Regions from separate parts of the Homo sapiens genome. Here region 1 is linked to region 2. A link is a loop called in an ENCODE intact Hi-C map of the cell type or tissue named here. Cell type or tissue: heart left ventricle. All regions are shown on one strand. Each heading gives the region's core, and the rest is flanking DNA. Links, peaks and the distances in the headings are about the cores only. Region 1 overlaps AFF2 (ALF transcription elongation factor 2). Region 2 holds the start of LOC107985667 (a long non-coding RNA gene).

The links. Hi-C counts contacts between places; a loop is a spot of excess contacts. Peaks named below come from ENCODE experiments on the same cell type or tissue, not always from the same donor. Only the 100,000 strongest peaks of a DNase experiment are listed, where the experiment ranks them.
Region 1: a loop joins it to region 2, with 8 times the contacts of the local background. A loop is called at or near these places in 4 of 110 quality-filtered maps.

What each region holds. Positions count from the first base shown.
Region 1 is chrX:148,527,458-148,535,457 of GRCh38, forward strand. The region is part of intron 1 of AFF2 (ALF transcription elongation factor 2); the gene reads left to right. Among named protein-coding and RNA genes, the nearest start is that of AFF2, 31 kb to the left of the region's middle. In heart left ventricle, for the core only: a CTCF peak has its summit at 3,224; no DNase peak of the experiment used is centred there.
Region 2 is chrX:149,464,674-149,478,138 of GRCh38, forward strand. LOC107985667 (a long non-coding RNA gene) reads right to left here and starts at 7,464. Exons shown (of 2, transcript XR_001755972.2): 1 at 6,876-7,464; 2 at 6,231-6,704. IDS (iduronate 2-sulfatase) reads right to left here. Exons shown (of 9, transcript NM_000202.8): 9 at 12,315-13,465. RefSeq lists a silencer at 6,285-6,579. In heart left ventricle, for the core only: a CTCF peak has its summit at 6,403; DNase peaks (open chromatin) are centred at 3,458 and 6,418.

The DNA of each region.
Region 1 (8,000 bases), core at 1-8,000, 940 kb before region 2:
ATATTATTGAGACAGTTGGTGAAATCTAAATAAAGTTTGTAGGTTAGATAACAGTAGAATATCAACATCAATTTCCTGATTTTGATAATCATATTGTGGTTATGTAGGAGAATGTTCTTTTTTTAGGCGATACACAATGTTGGGTTTACAGGTAGGGGGCTATCATGACTGCCAATTAACACTACGTGAAAGATATATAGGCTATTTTAATGTTCTTACAGCTTTTCTGGAAGTCTGAATTTTTTTTCAAAATAAAAATGTTTCAAAAAAACAAATGAGAAATGTTCCCCCGCCACCTCATCCTCATTCTATGCATTGACCTTTGTCATTTCCTGGACCAGTAATTGGGTCCCTTCTAAGTCACCTGAAACCATCTTGTTTGCTTGCCCTAACTCTAGTACTGGCTCAGATGAGCCTGCCTCTGTACCTCTGTATCCCATTTCTCCTGTTGATTTCTTTCTTCTCCTGACATCAGAAAACCATTTGAAGGACAGTATACACATTATCCTTTCCTTGACTCTTTTTAGCAGCTCTCCAATGACCATTTGCCTTTAGCTGACCCAAGAAAGTGATGCGCTGCTAACCATAGGTAGTGTCCTGTAATTGCAGATTTCAACTGTTTTCATATGCTTAGAGTAGCCTAAGGCAAGTAACAATCTGTGCTAGGAGAAGAGCAAAGACTACTGTAATTCACTTTACTTTTTAAATTTACCTCTGGAAAAGAAAGAACAAGAGAGCCAATAAAACTTGAGGGATTTGTTAATTTGTTAATTTGGTATTTGATTTGCCCTTACAGCTGTACCTCACCTTTTAGATATTTTTCTACTTTGGGAAAACTTTAGCACACTAGTCAATTATATATTATTTTAACTTCTCGAGGTGAGCTTCTCATTTAAAGGGAAACTGAGATCAATTCTTTTGTAAAATCAGTCATCACTTCCTACTCTTGTTAAAGGAATTTTTTTCTGTGTTGATATGTCTTCAGTTGTGAAGTGCACATATATGTTATAGAAATTCTCATGGCGTTCCTGGTGTTCAGCCTTAGACCTTTGACAAACTCCTGGTAACATGGTCTCTTGAAAGGCAGAGTGGAAATTGGGGCTAGGCATGATGTTATGGCAATCATCTGGCTCAGGAAAGCTTCTGGAACTAGGGAGAGAAGTGCCTTCCCATTTACATTTTGGATTCACTCCAGTTCACATTTTGGATTCATTTCAGTTCATTAATTTTTTTCATAAGCACTATAATACTTTAAAATAATAAATATTTCTAAAAGAAACAATCCGTTCTCAACTCACTTAAACCAATGTATTCAAAAAGCCATATGAATGTTATTTTCATTCAGAAAATTACACATCTGGGTATGGAATTTGCTTCAACTTCACCATGTTGAGTATAAGTGGTCCCTATTTTTTTTTAATAAAGGGCTTTTCTGTAGTTATCTGAGAACATTCATACAAATTTCTTTCAGGTCATTAAAGTAAAAATTTTGATTTAATGCGGATAAGTTATTTTAAAGATTTTCCTTAAGAAACATCTTCTGTTTTCCTACTGTGCTCATAAAGTTGATAATCATAACTTAAGTTATATTGATACAAATTTTGTCCCAGATTCCAGATCTGAAATATCATCAATCATAAAGATTTATAAACAAGCCAGTAAAAATAAGCCCATCTGTTTTCTACTCCAAGGGTGCTAATGGAGGTGCACACCAGTGTGATGTCCAGGACATTTTGTCTGCCTCCTTAGTTAATGAGAAAATCTGTGGTAGCCCAGTGCTGGCTTTGGTAGGTTGAGGGAGTGGACTGCCATGCATGACCCCATGACCCTTCCCATTCCATTGAAGTTTTTCTTCACCCATGATGACATGAGGCAGTGTGTTATCATTAAAGGAACACTGAGAGCATCTATCAGGCACCTTTTTTGTTCCTATGCAATGGGGCCTTTATGTACAAAAACAAAGTATAGGTCAACACAGCTACAGCAACTGGCTAATCAGTAAATGAGTAGATTGTGCTTGTGTTGACATTTCTGTTGTCAACCTAGTCATTTGTTTGTTTAAATGATGGTTGTTAACATATCAAAACTAAGCTTGAGAAAGTGATAAATTGGATGCGTGTTTGTCCAATGGTTTCTGATGCAACATGATATTTTAGCAAAAACCTTCTGATGTGCGCAGATTCTCCGATGAGGTTCAAGGAGTAAATAAATTATTCTGAGGGTAGGAGTACTCCCACCACATGGCAACCTGCTTTGAGGCTTCTAGCACCCTCATCACCAGCTTTCCAAACCAAAGAATGAGGCTTCTGGAAAACCCACCCATATTTTACTAAGTATCACCAGATGGTTGTAACGATTATTAAAACAAAATTGGAAATGGTTTTCCTCTGTTGTTGGGAATGAAGTGACATAAGTGGCTCTCTTGGAATGGCTAAAATGATAAGCAGCAAGTGGGTAGTCAGGAGTTTCTGGAGGTGCCCTGTTGCCCATTTGAATCTTAGCTTAACCATGTAATCCTGCGACTTTGGGCAAGTCCCTTCCCCTCTTGGTGCCCTGGTTTCCTTATCTGTAAAAAAGGGTGGTTGTGCTTATCAGACAGGTTAATATGTGAAGGGGCTGAGAAGAGTGCCTGGCATGTGGCAATACCTGTGCCTACTTCATGGGGAAGTCAGGAGCATTAGATGACTTCATGTGTGTCAATTATCCAGGATGGTGTCTGACTCATATTGAGCACCCAAGAAATGTTATATCGCTACTGTTATCATTATTGTCATTCTCAGGTCATCTGTGGGCAGATTTGCCAGCCTTTTCCATTGAAGAGCAGATACTCAATATATGGTAGCTATTGTTAATATTATATAATATTATGCCTGGCACATAAGTGCTAAAAAATGTCAGTGTCACTACTATTTAAAATTGTTATCACATCATGAAAATGTCCAGGAATCTTCCATTTGGTTGAATTAAAACATTTTCCAAGTTAGGTGACTTGGCAAGTGTTGCCTTGGGGTGATTTTTGCAGACTGTTCATAACTCCAGTCTTTCATTCCCATCCCATGCCTTCCTCTTTTGATATGAATTAATTCTATGCGTTGAGATTTCCTAAGTCTGGTGGCAATTCTTGTAAATTTGCTCCTTTTTTTTTTCTTGCTTGCAATGTCTTATATAGTTAAGCTGCAATTCCCCACATCACCAGCAGGTGCTGAGGACTAACACAAAATATGTTTCATTCTCGAATTTTTTAAGATTGGGAAGCTTGGAATTTAGGGAAAAAATAGTGTTATACTTAGGAAATGAGAATATTGGAAATTATATAAAATAAGTTGGACTACAACAAGTATATCCTATAGGTATGGTACCCTGACTATTCTTGAGAGAGAATTGAAAGCTTAAGACCATCCTGTTTTTGTCTGTTTAATCATTTACATTTAGCACATGTTTGGGTGGCTCTGCCAGGTGTTCAGCTGAGTGCTGTGGGACCAATGATGAGGAAAAAATGGAAAACAGACATTAACTTTGCCCTGGCTTTTTCTCTTTTTTAGGCATACAGACAGGAAAAATGGCCAGTGAATTGTTCATTAAGAAAAATATAACTTCTGTTTATTAAAATGGACTTTATTAAAATATATCAGAAAAATGAAAGCAAAAAATATATGGTAAAAGTATGAACATAACATTCAAATGCATCTTGGGATGATGAGGTAGAGGCAAACACAAGTCTTCCCCATCCCCCATCTGACACAGTCTTCACAAAGCACTGTATTTGCCAGGAGGACTGAATATTCGCCTTCACAAAAGAAGGCAATGAAATTTAGTACTGATCCAAATAAAATGAAATCCCATGTTCCAGAATTCTGAATATTTATTTTAGGTACAAGGTAAAGGGCAGGTTGGAAAAATGTGGCTTGTTTATCATCATTTCATAGAAGATACAGTAGGAAAACATTCAGCATTATGGAACACGAGATTTCATCTTCAGGAAAGTTGCCCCGAGTTCTACTGAGGCAAGAGGAATTCAAATATGCATTCATTTGTGCATGACTATTTATTATAGGTAATGCATGAAGTAGAAGGAGGAGCATGGGACCTCTCTGAGCCTCAGTGTCTTCATCTGTGTAATGGGGTTGTTGTGAGGCCCTAGGGCATAGTGTAGGTGAAAACGTTTGTAGACTATTAAGCAGCATACAAATGTGGAAGATGGTTAAGGGGTTAACGTTTTCCCAAATATTGAATTTATGTTTGTAAATGTATACAGCATCTATCTGTCTATATGTTAAGTTGGAAGTATTTGTATTTTTATTACCAGGAATCAGATATTTGACTATTTTAACAGCTACACAAGTCAGCTGGATTTCCTCAGCTTTTATTTTTATGTATTTGTTTATTTTAGAATATTTGTATATACATATGAGAAGAATAAGTATTGATAGAAGATTAATTATCTTTTTTTTAAAAAAAAAGCAAAATATTGAACTAGCTCCTTCCTGTCTTATTTGTTCAAGTGTTGTTAACATTCTTTAATGGGGGTTTTTAATCAGTTCATCATCATCACCAAAAGTACATCACTGAAATCTAGATTTAGTAAGCCCTACTAAGACAGAACATACAAATTGATATTTGTATGTTTTCTTGATTCCCATTTTGTGCAAGGCTAACTTAAGATGCCAGTGACTCACAAAACATATTGTTTAAACATGTTCAGATTGCTAACAGACCGTACTGTTATGCCTTTTAGATTCCAATAAACCATATGAAAATGCTAATTATTGAGTCTACATTAATTTGTATAAATTATGCAAATTGAGTAGCAATTAAGTATTACTGTAGTTGAGGTGGATTCCATGCCATTTTTTAACTTAATGTTGGACTGACACAGACTCCATTCACTAAAACAAATTGTTTTATTGTTGAGTGTTTACAAAGCAATTGCTGATGGTAATTGGTTGTAGATGACACTATTGTGCATTTCAGTAAGATTTATTTAACCATATGCACCACAACCAAAACACACAAACACAGGAAGAATGGTCAAGGAATGACTTTATGACAGTTCATTCAGAAAAAACAGTTTCTGTCCATGAAAATAGGCATTCTTTAAGAAAGTTATTTTAGAAACAGACAAATAAGATAAAGGAAATCACTTGGAGAGATGTAGTTAAAGAACAATTGAAAGAAGTAGCATTTAGCAAGAAGTCAAGGCATCACATTCAGTGTTTTAAGCAGGATATTGGGAAGTAATTATAATTTGAGCTGCTTCCACAGTATATGGATGAGAAATTCAGCCCTGATTTGTTCAAACTAATTGTGTATACTTTTGCCATGGTGCACAATGATTCTATCCAAATTACTTAGACATAAACAAATATTGTAACCAAATTGTGAGCCTGGATGTGTGTGTATGTGTGTGTGTGTGTGTATGTATTTAACAGTCGGTCAAACAGTGTCTTCATACTTTATCAAACATTAATTAGCTAAGTTATGAAGTGTTGGCATCTTGGGAGCAGCTTAGCCAATTTTTAGTGATGTTTCATAGAAGGCTAATTCTGGAAGAGATCATCTCAATCCATTATGTGGAAACCAGGAATTTGCAGTCACGCTCTATCACCACTGAACAGAACTCAAGGTCAATTATCTTCTGTCTCTGGGATTCAGAGTGGCTTTTGCAAATGTAAAGGTTATGCACATTGATGCAATAATTATGAAAGGAAAACAAATCTTTCCTTTCACCAAAAAGTGTTGTGTTAAAGCGTGCATAAATTATGATTCACAAATATAGTAATGGCTTTAAGGTTGAAATATGGTATCCAGGTGATTAGTAGATTGTGTTAACCTTTGATTATTATTTTTTTTTTTGAGACGGAGTCTTGCTCTGTTGCCCAGGCTGGAGTGCAGTGGTGCGACCTTGGCTTAATGCAAGCTGTGACTCCCGGGTTCACGACATTCTCCTGCCTCAGCCTCCCGAGTAGCTGGGACTACAGGCACCCACCACCAAGCCCGGCTAATTTTTTGTATTTTTAGTAGAGATGGGGTTGCACCGTGTTAGCCAGGATGGTCTTGATCTCCTGACCTCGTGATCCGCCTGCATCGGCCTCCCAAAGTGCTGGGATTACAGGCATGAGCCACTGCACCTGGCCCGATAATTTGTTTTATGTTAGTTTCTCTAATCGGCGGTGGATTTGGAGAATCTAGATTGATGACAAGTGATCTTCCTGAAAATTGAACCAAAATAAAGAGAATATGTTATGAAATTTCTGCCAGGGTCATATTTATGCCATTATTCTAATAAGAACTTTAATAAGGCAAATCTAGAAATTGGTTTTACTGGCTTCATAAATTTGTCTTTCATAGTCTCCAACTCAATTTTCATTTGCTTTGACTTAAAATATATCAGCATTCTGAAAATTTTGAAGAGTGAATCATTAAATTCAATATTTATTACTTAATATCTTAATAATAAATGTTAAATCTCTTAATGGACTGTATTTCAAATACAGCTCACTAAGTCCTCTCGTTTTCTTTTAAAAACCATACTTCAATGTAATTCCCATTGCCACTTTTGCCAGACATCCTATTTCCCTGGCAAATCTATTGAGGAAAAATGAAGTTTTAAAGCAAGGTCTGTGCTTGGAAAATCTAATTCACTCTAACTCACTAGGTCACTTAGAACCAAATGATTCAAATAGAATTCTACCTATAGCAAAACAATGGAAGCTGTACATAGGGATGTGAGTGAAAGCCTTGCTGCTTTTCTCAGATAGGGTGATTGGATGCAACAGTGGCCCAGCACTTAGCCACAAGTCTGAAGACCCCTGCCTAGGACCAGCTTCATGGCTCTCGGCAAGCTGTCAAACTCTGTGCCTGAGTGTCCTCATCTGTGACTACCATGAAGATCAAATGATACACATAGGTGAAAGTTCTTTGGAATATGAAAAGGATGTAAAAATGACAAGAATTCAGACTTAGTTAATAGAGCAAGGCATTTAAAAGTTGGCATCACATGTTTATTTTGGCTCAAACTGTGGCACTGCATAGTCTGCATTTGAATTCCAGAACTATCCATGTTGAGCTATGCAACCATGGACATGTCACATAGTTTTGTAGGCCCCAATTCCCACAGCTGTGAAATCGTGAAAATAACACTATCCACCTCATAAGGTTGTTGTAAAGGTTGAATAAAGTAATGTCTGGCACAAAAAAAGACTCTTAATAAAGGTTAGATGTTACTACTGGGATACATTGTATTAATGATGACAGAAAGAAAAACCACTATTCTTATTTTGCAAGTAATAGAAGATGTCTGACTAAGCTTTATTTCTTTTTGTATTCATTATCTTCCTTCCAGAAGTTTTGATCCTCAAAACTTTATTGAATTGTCCTGAGTATCCCACATTTGTCCATGTAGTTTTGTTTCATTTCTAAATCACATATCCAATCTTGTTACCTGCTTGCTCAATAGAATAGGATGGCTCCTCAAATGACACCCTGAGCTGTCGTATAAGGAAATGATAAAAGGTGTGGCTTTGTGGTCAGAGAGACATGGATTTGAATGCTAACTCTTCTCCTTACTCATCATGTGGCCTGGGTAAAGTTACTTAAATTCTCCATGCCTCAATTTCATCATTTGGAAAATGGAGGAAATCATAGCACCTAAGTCATAGGGTACTTGACTGTGAGGTAATTTACACAAGGACTTGGCGAATAATAGTCACTCAATATGAGAGCTGCTACCACCATCATTGTGGTTATTATGATGTGATTATTATGATTATTAAAAATTAAATCCAAACTCTTGAGGCTGACATTTAGAAGCCCTCTATAATGCGATCTACCTTTATTCTTTTCATTCCTTACAAAACAGTTTTTTTTGGTATTAGTATGGCCCAAATATTGCATGAGGCATACTTATATTAGCTAATCATTCACTATGTGTCTGAAATTCAAATTTAACTGGGCGTCCTGTGTTTTCATTGACTAAATCTGTCCACCCTACTCACACATCT
Region 2 (13,465 bases), core at 2,316-10,315:
GAATTAGGGTATTTATGTTAATTTGAAATTATAGCTTTTGAAATAGTCTTTTTTATTTAAATGGTTAATATCTCATTTATAAAAACTAAAATTCCAGTATTGTATTTTCATGTCTATTTTTCTCATCTTACCATTAGAAATGAAATAATAAAGTTTGAGAATGCATGTTTTTCTCTATTTTGTAGACACTTTCTGTGTCCCACCCATGTCCCTTAGCCCTTGCCATTTCCATATATATTGGCCCAATTTCTGACTGTCAGTATGTGAGTCTCTGCCTAGACACTGTCTCTGACCACTAGTGTCAGCTTCACCTGCCCACATAGCATCCCTGTAGGATGAGGAATTGACCTCCACACTGTAAGCAGCTCTGGAACATTGACTGATGGAAATTAGTATATTAATGGCCCAATTCTTTCCTACTGTGGGCAGGGTGACTCTGAGGGATGTATTCTACTCTGGTACTGTATTCGTCCATTTTCATGCTGCTGATAAAGACACAACCAAGACTGGACAACTTACAAAAGAAAGAGGTTTATTGGACTTACAGTTCCATGTGGCTGGGGAGGTCTCACAATCATGGCAGAAGGTGAAAGGCATGTCTCACATGATGGCAGACAAGAGAAGAAAAGAGAGCTTGTGCAGGGAAACCCCCCTTTTTAAAACCATCAGATCTCATGAGACTCATTCACTATCATGAGAACAGTGCAGGAAAGACCCTCCCCAGTAATTCAATCACCTCCCACTGGGTTCCTCCCGTGACATGTGGGAATTACAATTCAAGATGAGATTTGTGGTGGGGAACTGTGGGAATTGCAATTCAAGATGAGATTTGGGTGGAGAAACAGCCAAACTGTATCAGGTACCCAGAGGTCTCCACAAGGATTCAGCTCTAGTTGTCCACAGTAGTAACTCACTTGACAACACACCCTTTATTGTCTACTTTCCCTTCCCTTTATCACTTCTTCGCCTTCTACCAATGTTTCCTGAGGTCACCTCTGTAAGGGTTGTTTTTATGTTTCAACTTGGCTAGGCAAACAACAGTATAGATGCTTTTGGTCAAACACCAGTCTAGATGTTGCTGTGAAAGTTTATTTTGAATGCAATTAACATTTAAATCAGTAGGCTTTCCTTGAATAAAGCAGATTCCCCTCCATAATGTGGGTGAGCCTCATCCAATCAGTCGAAGGCCTTAAGAGAAAAAGACTGAGGTCCCCCAAGAAAGTAGGAATTCTGCCTCCTAGCTGCCTTTGGACTTGAGCTGCAACATCATTTCTTCTCTGGGTTTCCAGCTGACCTGCACTTCAGATTTTTGACTTTCCAGCCCCCAAGGCCTTGCGTAAGTTAATTCCTTAAAATAAATCTCACTCTCTCTCTCTCTCACATATACACGCATATATATACATATACATATCTACACACACACACATATATACACACATATACGTATGTGTGTGTATGTGTGTGTATATATATAGTTGTGTATATACCATGTGGTGTGTATGTTTGTGTGTGCATCTATATATGGGTTTACCCTTGAATAACATGGGTTTCGAGTGCACAGGTCCACTTATATAAGGATAAATTGACACCAATAAAATTTACACCAAGTGTGCCTGCCTCCCTTTCCACCTCCTCCACCTTTTCTACCTCTTTTACCCCTGAGACAGCAAAATCAACTCCTCATCTTCCTCCTCCTTCTCAGCCTACTCAACATGAAGACAATAAGGATGAAAATCTTTATGACAATCCACTTCCACTTAATGAATAGTAAATTAATTTTATCATCCATATGATTTCCTTAATAACATTTTCTTTTCTCTAGCTTACTTTGTTGTAAGAATACAGTATATAATATATATACAACCTATAAAGTATGTGTTAATTGACTGTTAATGTTAACCATAAACCTTCCAGTCAACAGTAGGCTATTGGTAATTAAGTTGTTGAGGAGTCAAAAGTTATACATGGATTTCTGACTATATGCAGGGTCTGCGCCCCTAACTGCATCATTGTTCAAAGGTCAACTACATACACACATATGTGTATATACACATATGTGTGTGTGTGTGTGTGTGTGTGTGTATATATATATATATATATATATATTTTCCTATTGGTTCTGTTTCTCTGGAGAATCCTGACTAATAAAACCTCCCAAATAAACTACTTGTATCTGAATCCTTGTCAGGCTCTGCTGCTAGGGGAGCTGAACTAAGACATCATCTTATAGATGAAGATTCAGATTCCACAGCGGAGAACAGGTAGGTGACTTGCTGAGGTCACAAGACTACTTAGATGTAAACCTCAGACTAGAAACCCTATCTCTTGACCTGCACTGCTTCCACCTATAAAGATCAGGCCAACACTTGCCTACTGATCCCCCACCCGGGTCCATGACAGCCTTTGTGGATTGGCCTTTTCCTCTGGGCCCAGTTGCATCCTCTGAATACACTCTCAGCAGTCTTTTGCAGTCAACAGGGCTTGGCATGCAAGAAGAAATCTACTTGCCATCCCTCTTCTGGACTGTATTCCAGTCCAGACTGAATTCAATTATGCTTTCCAAGCCTGCTCCACCTTATCCTACCCCACACATACTTACATGCTGATTGAAGCCTATTCCATTTCCTGATAGAGGTCCCCTCCCCAGCCCCATCAAAAATAAATAAATAAAACCCACACACATCAAAGGGACTGGAGCTTGAAATTAAGTATCACTCCTAGAGCCCAGATCTGATCAGCTGAGGATCTTGCCCCAGGCTCCTTTGAAGCCTTTCAGCCTAGTGTGTGCACGGCCAAGAGTAGGTGGTACTCTGTGTTGATGGATTAAGAAAATGAGCAAATGAATGAATGTACATCTTTAGGTAAAGTGAATTATTTTGAAGTCTCTTATTCCAGTGGCCTTTAGGGGAACTGGCCAAGAAAAGAACAAAAAAATCACAATACTGGTTATTCCTGAGTCCTCACACGTGAGCTCCGAGCTCATTCTAATATTTGCCAAAGTGCTTACAGATGCTGCAACTTCTCTTGTTACAGAATCTAACTAAAGCCATTGATTTAGGAAAGTGGATTGGCAAGATAAACTTGGCAAAGATGGCAAACCCTAGCAGGTTAGTAGCAGCAAAACTAGCTGGTGCAGGGACTTCTGGCCCAGTCAGGTTTCTTTGCACTGTCTCCTGGGACAAAGCTGTCTACATTGGTCTGGGCAGCTCCTAGAAAAAAGAGCCTTGGACAGGGTCTGCATTTAGCCTTAGCAAAAGTGTACCCCTATCCCCATGAATGCTGCAGCTCGGCAGCATACACAGCTGCAGCCCATCAAAAGAAGGATGAAAACCAAAGGGGCCTGGGCTGCATGTTGAGTGGGAAATGATGACAGAGACAGTGGAGCCTTCAACAGAGGAAACATTTTAGGAAACAAGTCTTGGCCTCTGCTCCCTCACCCCCACCTTTGACCCATCATCCTGTGAGAAGAGTGGCTCAGGGCCAGCTGGGGAAGCAAGGATGCTGGGAACTAGGAAATCTGAGTCCGGTTTTTCTTCTACATGAGTACGGACAGTTTGCCAAGGTCACTCAGATGGGGTCATTAACTGTGAATCAAAAGTCGTCTGGGCCAGGGATGAGGGGACCGGATTCCTAGTGTCAACATCACCACTAACCCCTAAGTGCCTCACCCAAGGTCAAGGGCTGTCCAAATGCATGACAATATTGCTGTAGTATAACCGTTCTAATACCTTGAGTTTAGTCTGAACAGTTCACATAGTCTGATCATATCCTAAAAACAACTCAGTGAGATAGATAGTACTATCATGCCCTTTTACACATGAGGAAACTAATTAAGGCTCAGAGAGGTTCATGCGCTTACCCAAAGCCACACGGCCAGTCAGGGTTGGAGTCAGAATTCACACTCCAAATTCAGGGCACATTCTCATATGCCACCGTTTCTCTCACGAGCTTTCAAATAAACATTAAAAAGTGATGAAATACATATTTTTCACACATTTGTCAGGACCTATTCTAAGTGTTGAGAATACAGTGGTAAGTAAGATGCCACAAGGTCCTTGCTCTCTGGACTTGACATTCTAGCAGGGAAGTGTACAATGACCCATTAACAAGAACAGAACTCAAGTTCAGAAAACGGTGGATGCTATGAAGGAAATGAAGCAAGGTAATCAGAGGGAGATGTGGCAGGTCTAAAGACTTGATGGCCAGGGAATGAGGCAGATGGTGCTTTCCACAACCCAGCATCTTTGGAGGAAATCCTGCTCCCCTGGCCGCTGAAGGTGATAACCTGTGGGGTGATCCCACATCTGCATACCTTCTGCCAGGAAGTGTTCCCCAGGCCTGGTCCTCATCATCCTGGAAGTGGCTGTCAAGCTACAGGCTGCCCTGGTACCACATAAGTCTGGGATTCTCTGCCCCTGAGGATGTCAGGAAATATATATGTGTATGAGGTTGGAGGTGGAAGATCCTTCAAAGCCTAGTGTCTACAAAAAGAAGGAAAGTAAATGCATAAGATGTATATTGCTGCTCACAATGAACACAGCTCCTATGTCCAGAACAGCTGGCTTCTTACAGGACTGTAGAGTATGACAGCTGGGAAGGATGGCCCCTAGATGGGAAGACCCGAGCCCAGAAAGGAGACTTATCCAGGGTCACCCACATGGCAGGGTCAGGATCAGGGTCACTTTCAGGTGGATCACACCCTTCTCCACGGCTCATGAACAAGGAAAAAGAGGAGAAGGCACACTTATGGAACAGATGCCAGACACTGCTCAGGCATCGTATGTTCTCAATACCCGCTCACTGAGGGCTCAAAAACCCACTCAAGAGGAGCACCTACTTTCCCCAATCCACTGAACAAACAGACCCAGAGAAGGGAAGTGGCTTGCACAATGTTGTCCAGCTCTCAAGTGGCAGAACAGGATCAATCTGGGGCCACGAGGGCTCTTCCCTTGCTGTTGCTCTTGAGATCCCCCGGCATTTTTTTCTGGGCTTCCTGAATTGCCAAGCAGACCCCCAAAAGGGAGCCAGAGATTGGAGGCTCTTCAGTTGCTCTTGTTTATCCACCAAGCCATAAAATACAAATTTCCAGGGATGCAGGTCACCACCGACTCATGGAGAGCTCCACCTAGAGTGGAGAGCCTTGTGAGGAGTTGGGGGAGGTGAACATTAATATGTTGGGACCTCGGGAACTTAAGGAGCCCCAGGTCCGAAATGCTTGTTGTGCCACCTATGATACAATGAAAATCCCCCTCTGCTGCCCTCCACTTCCTTCTCTGGCTGCCCAGAATGAAGTCTACTGCTGGCCCAGTAGTCTATGAAGTCTACCTGCAGACCCAGGTTCACTCTGGGACCTGGGGTGATCACACCAGGGGCAAGGCCTACATCAGCGCAGTGTGTGTGTGCTCGACCTTCCAGAACCAGGGCATGATGGCGCTTGGTTGAACTCAATAGAACTGAACTCTGCCTTTCAGTGAAGCTTGGACTAATGCTACTCGAAGCTCGTGTGCCTATGTAGGTATTAGGGTGAAGGCAATAACCAAAAAGTGAAAAATGGAACATTACCTCCAGTTACTGTACAGATCTCTTCCTCTGAGACCCCTTCCCAACAGGCAGGTCTAAGAGCCTATTTGTTCTCTGTGAGAACATGTGACACATATTACCGCCCACATTGGAATAGAACTCTGTGCTCAGCTTCAGTTCTGACCACTTCCCAGCTCTGAGTGCCCTCAGGGCACCAGGGTACCTCCTTGCTACCTCACCGGAGTCACCCTTTCTGTGAAGGGAGGCCAGATTTTACGGATAAAAACACAGGACTCCCAATTAAATTTGAATTTGAGATAAACAATGAATAATTATGTCGTATAAATATGATCCATGTACTACGTGGGACATACTTATATTAAGCAATTATTTATTGTTCATCTGAAATTCATATTTAACTGGGCATCCTGCATTTTATCCAGCAGCTGTATTCCTGCGGCCCACGTGGTGGTTGGCACCTGCCGCCAATACTGCTTGATAGAGAAAATAGCATAATATTTTGCAATAGTATTTGGGGATGAATACTATAGGCTGCAAGGGTAACATTTGTGCATTTGTGTCGTTTTTGGAAGACGTTTCCATCATGTATAAAGCCTGTGCCTCGTGGATTGCAAATGAGACCCAGTTCCGGGGGGGGTGGGAATGAGAAAGCAGTTAGAAAAGAACCCCAGGGGATCTGAGACCCGAGCTTCATCTGCCGAGTATTTTATTCTCGTTAATTCATAACAGTGTCTTTAAAATCCTGGACTAGAATTTGAGAACAGTCAGTGTGTGCGACAGTCATTACTCCTTGGAGACTCCCACTCCGCCAGCCGGGCGCCCTTCGTGCGTTCTTGGTGCCACAGCGGCCTCCAGTGGTTCTCTGAGGAACCACACGCTGTCTCCACCGCCAGGCTCCAGCTTGTCCCTAAAGCCAGGGCGGAAGGCGGCGGCGCCCTGTGGCTGCCCAGGGGCCTGGGCTGTGTGGCCGGATCAGAGCTGTAAGGCACAAATCCAAGTGCGCGCCGCCGTGGAAACAAAGCCCTTCCCTGTTGCTGTGAAGCTCAGACCAGACAGGGTTCTATTTCATCTTCCACGCCAACGTGTAACGTATCTGCTGACCCAATTTTACAGATGTTCTCTTCAAAACGGACTCGGCTTTGTGAATATTTTTCTCTATCAAGCTGTGGTGATAGAAATGTCAAAAAGCAGGTTGGGGGGGGCTTGAAATAGAATGAGACACTGTTCTGCTCAGAATTGATTCTTATTCTATCAATTGGTTGGACTGGAATGAATAGTGGGAAAGGTAAAACCACTGGAATTAGGACCCCCTACCCCTGCCCAGTGCCTCTTACCGCCAACCTAGCAACAGCCTCGCTTCATTTCCTAGAAAGGGCGGCACCAGCGATCCATTATTGAAAACACGCGACTCCCATAACCTTGTTCATTTTCATATGTGTAGCTCAGGGCAAGAGGTTCTCTGCTACGGCTTCCCTTTGATTTGAAAGCAATACAAAGAATAAAGGAAAATCAAAACTGTGGCCATAGCAAGGCTGACGCTTGATCCTTCCACACACATGTGTGCCCCCCAGTTACTACAAAGGCAATTTTCCAAACGGGTGGTCGCCAGCCTTCTTCCTTTCACAAAGTGATTTTCTGGCGGTTTCATAGCTTTGAGGTGGCTCCTTTGCACATCATTTCAGCTGAAATCTACTCCCTGGATCGGGAGACCCAAGAAGAGAAACCTTGTGGAAGCAGCAGTCCTTGCAGAAGACTGGACTTGGAGGTGGGCTGAAAATAGACTTGGTGGACTTGGATCTGAGGCTGCTTCCACTTGGCTAGCTGTGTCTCCTTGGTGGAGCTGCTTGCCTCCTCTGGGCTTTAAGCTCCCACCTCAGAATAAGGAGCTGCAGTGGTGCATGCCTGTAGTCCCAGCGACTTGGGAGGCTGAGGTAGGAGAATCGCTTGAGCCCAGGAAATCGAGGCTAGCCTGGGCAACATAGGGAGATCCTGTCTCTAAAAAAGCAAAAGGAAAATAAACAAATAAGGAGGTGGATGAGTGTCCTTCCAACTCCCAGTCTCTGATTCAAGCTACGGTACCTTTGGTCTTTCTCAAACTCTTTAAAGACAATTATTTTCATTCATTCATTTAGCAAACATGTAAGTGCCTAAATTTGCCAGGCCCTAGGTTAGAGGCTTAGTCTAGAAAAATGAATAAGAAATGTCCCCTTCCTTAGAAATAGGTCATTGCAAAGCAACGTAAGAAGTACTAGAGGGAAGATAGGAACTCAGGTTCTGTGCACTCTGCTGATGGGAGTGTGAATTTGTGCTACCTCTCTGGAGGAAATTTGGCACTAACTTCCAGATTTTCAAATGCAGACACTTCATCAATCAGGAGCCCTGGTTGTTTTACTGACTAGTTAATTTAAGCAGAAAAAAAAGGTTTTTTCTTTTTTGTCTGTTTGTTTTTGAAAGGCTTGAGTAGCTCATAGAATCCCAGAGAAGGCCAAAGTCTCAAACCTAAAAAACAGGTAAGGACAAAGGTGACCAGGCAAGCTGCCATAACCACACAAAAACAGTTTGGTAACCATAGTGACACTACCAGTGCTGGACACTGGTGGTTAACATCACCACAGAGCCTTCCTCTGGGGGAAGATGAATTCACACTGGTTCCTGCTTTACCAACTCAAGGAGGAAAGCATCTTGCTGAGTTGAGTCAAAGTCATATGCCTGCTGTCTAGCCACAAGGAAGTCATGGGAAAATGAGCTCCTGGCACTTTGCACCTCTGCAGTGGCAAGAGGGCTCTCCCTGCCTGCCACTCAAAATAATTGAGTGCAGAATTTCCCAAGTAGAGAAAGGCACTTAGGATGCTGGTGTCCAACATCATGTCAAATGTCCTCTACACATGCTTTTGACCCAAGAATTCTATTTCTACAATTTTATCCTTTAGAGATACATTAATACACAAGTGCACAAAGATGGCTGCATGGTGATGTTCTCTGCATCATAGTTTGTAATAGAAATGACACTGGAAACAACCTAAAGAGTCAGCAATAGGAGCTTAGGGAAATGACAGAAAACAATGCGGCCATTATGAACACTGTATTCATTCATTCCACAAACATTTGTTGTGGGTGTTACTGTGTACTGGGCACTAGGAGGCAATGATGCAAAAATAGACACTCTCTACCCCCATGGAGCTTTCTGGGGAAACAGATACAAATGAAATAATTACACAAACCAGTGAAAAAGTACAACCAAGCTGAGGACTATGAAGAAGTGGTATGTGTGTGATGCAAGCTGCTATGCAACCTAGTCAAAGGCATCAGGGAAGAATGCCCTTGGAAAGGAAGGGTTAAGTTGGCCATGAAGATGGAGTAGGAGTTAAAACAAGGAGGTGTGGCAGGTCAGCAGGGGGCAAACCATGAATGGTCTACACAAAGGGCAGGTTCAGGTGTTTTCTGCTTGTCCACATAGTAATGGGAAGCCATTGGGAGGGAGGGAGAGCAGGGAGGTACAAGCGGTAGGCAGAGACACAATCAGGTTTGCATTTTGCAAAGATCATATTCAGAACTGTGTGAACTTGTTTGCAGTGTAGCAAGAGTAGGAGATCAGTTAGGAAGTGGTTCCATGTCCAAGTGATAGGAGATGGCTTCAGAATGGTACCCGGTGGAGGTAGAAACCTGGATGGATACACTGATACACAAAGTATCAGTGGATGCATGTATCAGATGGATACATGGATACACAAAGAGGTAAAATCCACAAGGCCTGGTGATGGATGTCTCTATTCCATAGAGTTTCTGGGCTATCCAGGGCACTCTGTGAGCAAACAGAGTCATGAAACTCAAGGCTAGGAAAAGCAGCATCCTCAGTATTATCTTTTGTGGAAACACTCACATTTATTAGACGTCATGGGAGAGGAAGGAAACTCAGAGGTTTCTAGTTTTGTCCTCCAGGAAATGGCCTCACATGTTTATATGGAAATTCTTCCAATTTGTGTGTCACAGAAATTTGGAATTGGGGAAGCCCTTAGAAATCACACAGTGTGAAAAGCAGACTAGAGGTGCCATGCCACCACACACCCAGGTTGTAAAACAGGATGTAGAAAAACCAATAGGAGATAGAGTATGAACCATTTTTTTATATATGTATTATTCAGGGGAAGGACTATGCCAAGTAAACAGTGGTGTTAGATTATTTTCTTTGCTTTTGTATATTTTTCTAATTTTTCTGTGATGAATATGTAATAATTTTTCAACTGAGAAAAAATGCAATATTATTTTTTAAAAGAAATCACCTATTTAACATCTTTTCTATGGGTGAGGAAACTCAGATGGGAGGGTCTCTCCACTGAACAGGAAGAAAGAGAAATCCAATCTACTACTACTACATGAAATGGTTTGTTATTAAATCATCTTGATTTGAAAGCTCCTTGCAATCTTTAAAAATGTATTCAAGGCTATATGCAAAGGGCCAATCACCTGATATAGTCAGCATGCTATTTTAATAATTGAGCATGCATTCTCCAATCATAGAAGTCTCAGAGAAAGAGGGGATTTTAGTAGTTTTTCTTTCTGTAGCAAATGTTTGCCTATGTTAGAGTTTCTCGGCCTTGGAACTATTGCCATTTGGGCCAGATAGTTCTTTATTGTTCTGGGGGAGGGGGTGCTGTCTGTGTGTGATTCCTATCATCCCTGGCCTCTACACACTAGATGCTAGTAGCAGCCTTTCCCCAGTTGTGATAACCAAATATGACCCTAGACACTGACAAATGTCCCAAGAGGAGAACTGCTCTCTATTGAGAACCTCTTGCCTACGTGATGCTTACATAGCTCAGATGACAGCTCACCACACTTAGGAGCAGGCTCCTTCAATGGTAAGCTGCTATGTTAGAAAGTTCAGCCTCTGTTTTTTAATTTTTTTTTTTTTTTTTTTTGGCGGAGTCTCACTCTGTCACCAGGCTGGAGTGCAGTGGCACGATCTCAGCTCACCGCACCCTCCACCCCCCAGGTTCAAGCAATTCTCCTGCCTCAGCCACCCAAGTAGCTGGGACTACAGGTGCACGCCACCAAGCCTGGCTAATTTTTTTTGGTTTTTTTTGTATTTTAGTAGAGACAGGGTTTCACCAAGCTGCCCAGGCTGGTCTCGAACTCCTGAGCTCAGGCAATCCACCCGCCTTGGCCTCCCAAAGTGCTAGGATTACAGGCATGAGCCACCACACCCGGCCGAAAGTTCAACCTCTGGATGGCCATCTGTCTCCTTGCAGGGTCCAGTGCTGGATCTTCCCTTGGGGCTCTAGATATCATGTGTTTAATCTCTCTTGCCTCTGATGGTTCTTCAGAAATTTCAAGATAGTGCCATGCTCTCCCCCCAACCCCCTACTTTTACCCACCCGAGTCTTTTCTCTCCCCATTTGAACACTTCTTCAACTGTTCCTCACATGATATGCTGGGTCTCACCCATCTTAGGGCTGTCCTCTGAACAGGCTCCAGTTTGTCCACATTTCCATGACAGCTCCATGTTCGCAACTAAACACAATTCTCCAGGTGCTGGCTGACCGTGACACGTAGGCAGAGCAGCTTACCTCCTCCTTCCTCCTGGATATCCATTTATGTAGCCTGAGATGCCTTTCACTTCCTGGCAGCCACATCACACCGCATCCCCATTCTGAGCTGTTGGCCACAATGTAAAAGGGTTGCATGTGCAATACTGCTCCCTTGGGTCACCCCTCACTAGCACCTTGGTTCTGGGGCCTTCCTGTTAGGTCTCCATTTATCCTTTTCAAACTTCAGCAGTTTCCAAGAACTGGTAGGCATGCTTGCCTCTGAGGATAATAGGGTAGCTGGGAACAGCATGGAAGAGGAAATGACTCTTCATTGTATACATGTTTGTGCCTTTGTTTGAGACAAGGTCCCACTCTGTCACTCAGGCCAGAGCGCAGTGACATGATCAGAGCTCACTGCAGTCTTGAACTCCCAGGCTTAAGTGATCCTCCTGCCTGTGCCTCCCGAGTAGCTGGGACTAGAGGTGCCATGCCACCACACCCAGCTAATTTCTTTAAAAATTTGTGTAAAGATGGGTGTCTTGTTATGTTGCCCTGGCTAGTCTTGAGCTTCTGGCCTCAAGCAATCCTCCCTCATGTTTGTGCCTTTTAAACTTCGCACCATACATAATAAACAAGCCAGTAAATGAATACATTGAAGTTACTTCACCTGCTGAGATTTACTCAATCCTTCCAGCCTGCCTTTATCTATTTGGAAATGTATGTCTTCCAATGTCCTCACCAATATAAGAAGCACTGCCTTCCGAATTTTTAGTCGAAACCAGTAGGATAGGTAGAAAAAGATAAACTAAGGCTCATGAAGACACTAAGCCAAGACCACTAAACAGGCAAATTTCCAGTTGGAACCCCAAGAACCCACTAATTTGCTTCCTTTACCTTGTTGCTATTGCATATATGGTTTCCCTAAGCCTACCTAATTGGTCAGCCCACTTCCTCTTTCTTTCTGGGGAGTCTCTGTACTGTAACTGCAGGGCAAGCTGAGAGACATACCACTGCCCAGAAAAGTGTGTCTATGGTCAAGTGCAACTCACCATCTACCCTCAAGAATTCAACTCCCTAATAAAACCCACACCACAGCTGCCTTGGCCCTCACATGGGGAGGAACAGGTTGGATACTTTAAGGGGGCACACCTGTACCACGGTATCAAGCTCTGTTAAATGGCTCCTTTTATTTTAAGGCAGCACCAAGCGGTCCCAAACCAGCAGCAAGAATTGCACACACGATAATGGCAAATTTAATGTGATTTATTCATATAATAACTCATGCTGCACTTAACACAATACAAACTTATGTTTTTCAATAGTGTAGAAGATGTGAATTCATAAAAGCTGTAAGTTAATGAGTACTGAATAAAAATCACCTGCAAAAGGTTCTTTCAGAAACACACCCAAAACTACAATAAATTAGGGCAAGGGGTTTGTAAATGGCAGCTTCAGTCCTACTCCAAACCTTCTCACCCATATAAATCATAGTCCCTGACTTTTATAGAGGAAAAACCAAAAGCAGTTAACCCCTGGCCTTTGCTCCTCTCCTTGTCCACGTCCCAACTCTTGTTTCCTAGCATGTGCTGAATACACTACTAGACCTTGAGCTTTTGTTCCTCATTGGCAGTGGGAGCCCTCTTGCCTGGGCCGTCACATTACTCAGAGCCAAGTACCTGAGGGTTGGCTCCCAGCCACCTCATCTGGAACCAACTTGTCGGTTTGTTCTCTCCCACCCAAACTCTTCCCCCATCAGAGGATAAGGACTATCACCTAGAATCCAGAATCAAACAAGGGCATCCTTTGGTGATTAGCACCATACATGACAGTGATGTCAGGCAGGGCATGGAGTAATAGCCGGGAAACTCTGATCCCAAAGAAAACCCTTGAGCGTGGGCTCCCCACAACAGACTGTGTTTTATCAGACACTCAGAGGAAAGTGGCATCTGTCCCATCAGGTGAGTTAGTGGACAGGGACACCAACGGGAGCTTTCAGTAACATGTGGAAAGGCAAGACCCAAGAGCAGTGAGGGCTCTTGGCCATTATGGCCAAACGATTGGTGATGTGAAGGCAACAACTGACAGTCCTCTCTGCTTGAAGTTCTCATGTGCAGAAGAGAGAAACTGTCCTGAAGTACCAGGGGACCACTGAGTGCAGTGGGGCTGATGGCAGGTTCCACCACAACGGGCTATGCCTAAGGCCCCAAGGGACACCCTGGGTTCTACTTTAATCCCAGATCCCAGGCCAGAATTCAAGAGATTCCTCTGAAGAGCTATAACCTGCAGGATGGACTTGGGAAAGGAAAAGGGGCTGAGCCTCTATTTGGGAGTTTATACCCAAAGCGCTTCACACAGTAAGGTATGGACAGCTTGGGAACCTGACAGGCGGCAAAAGA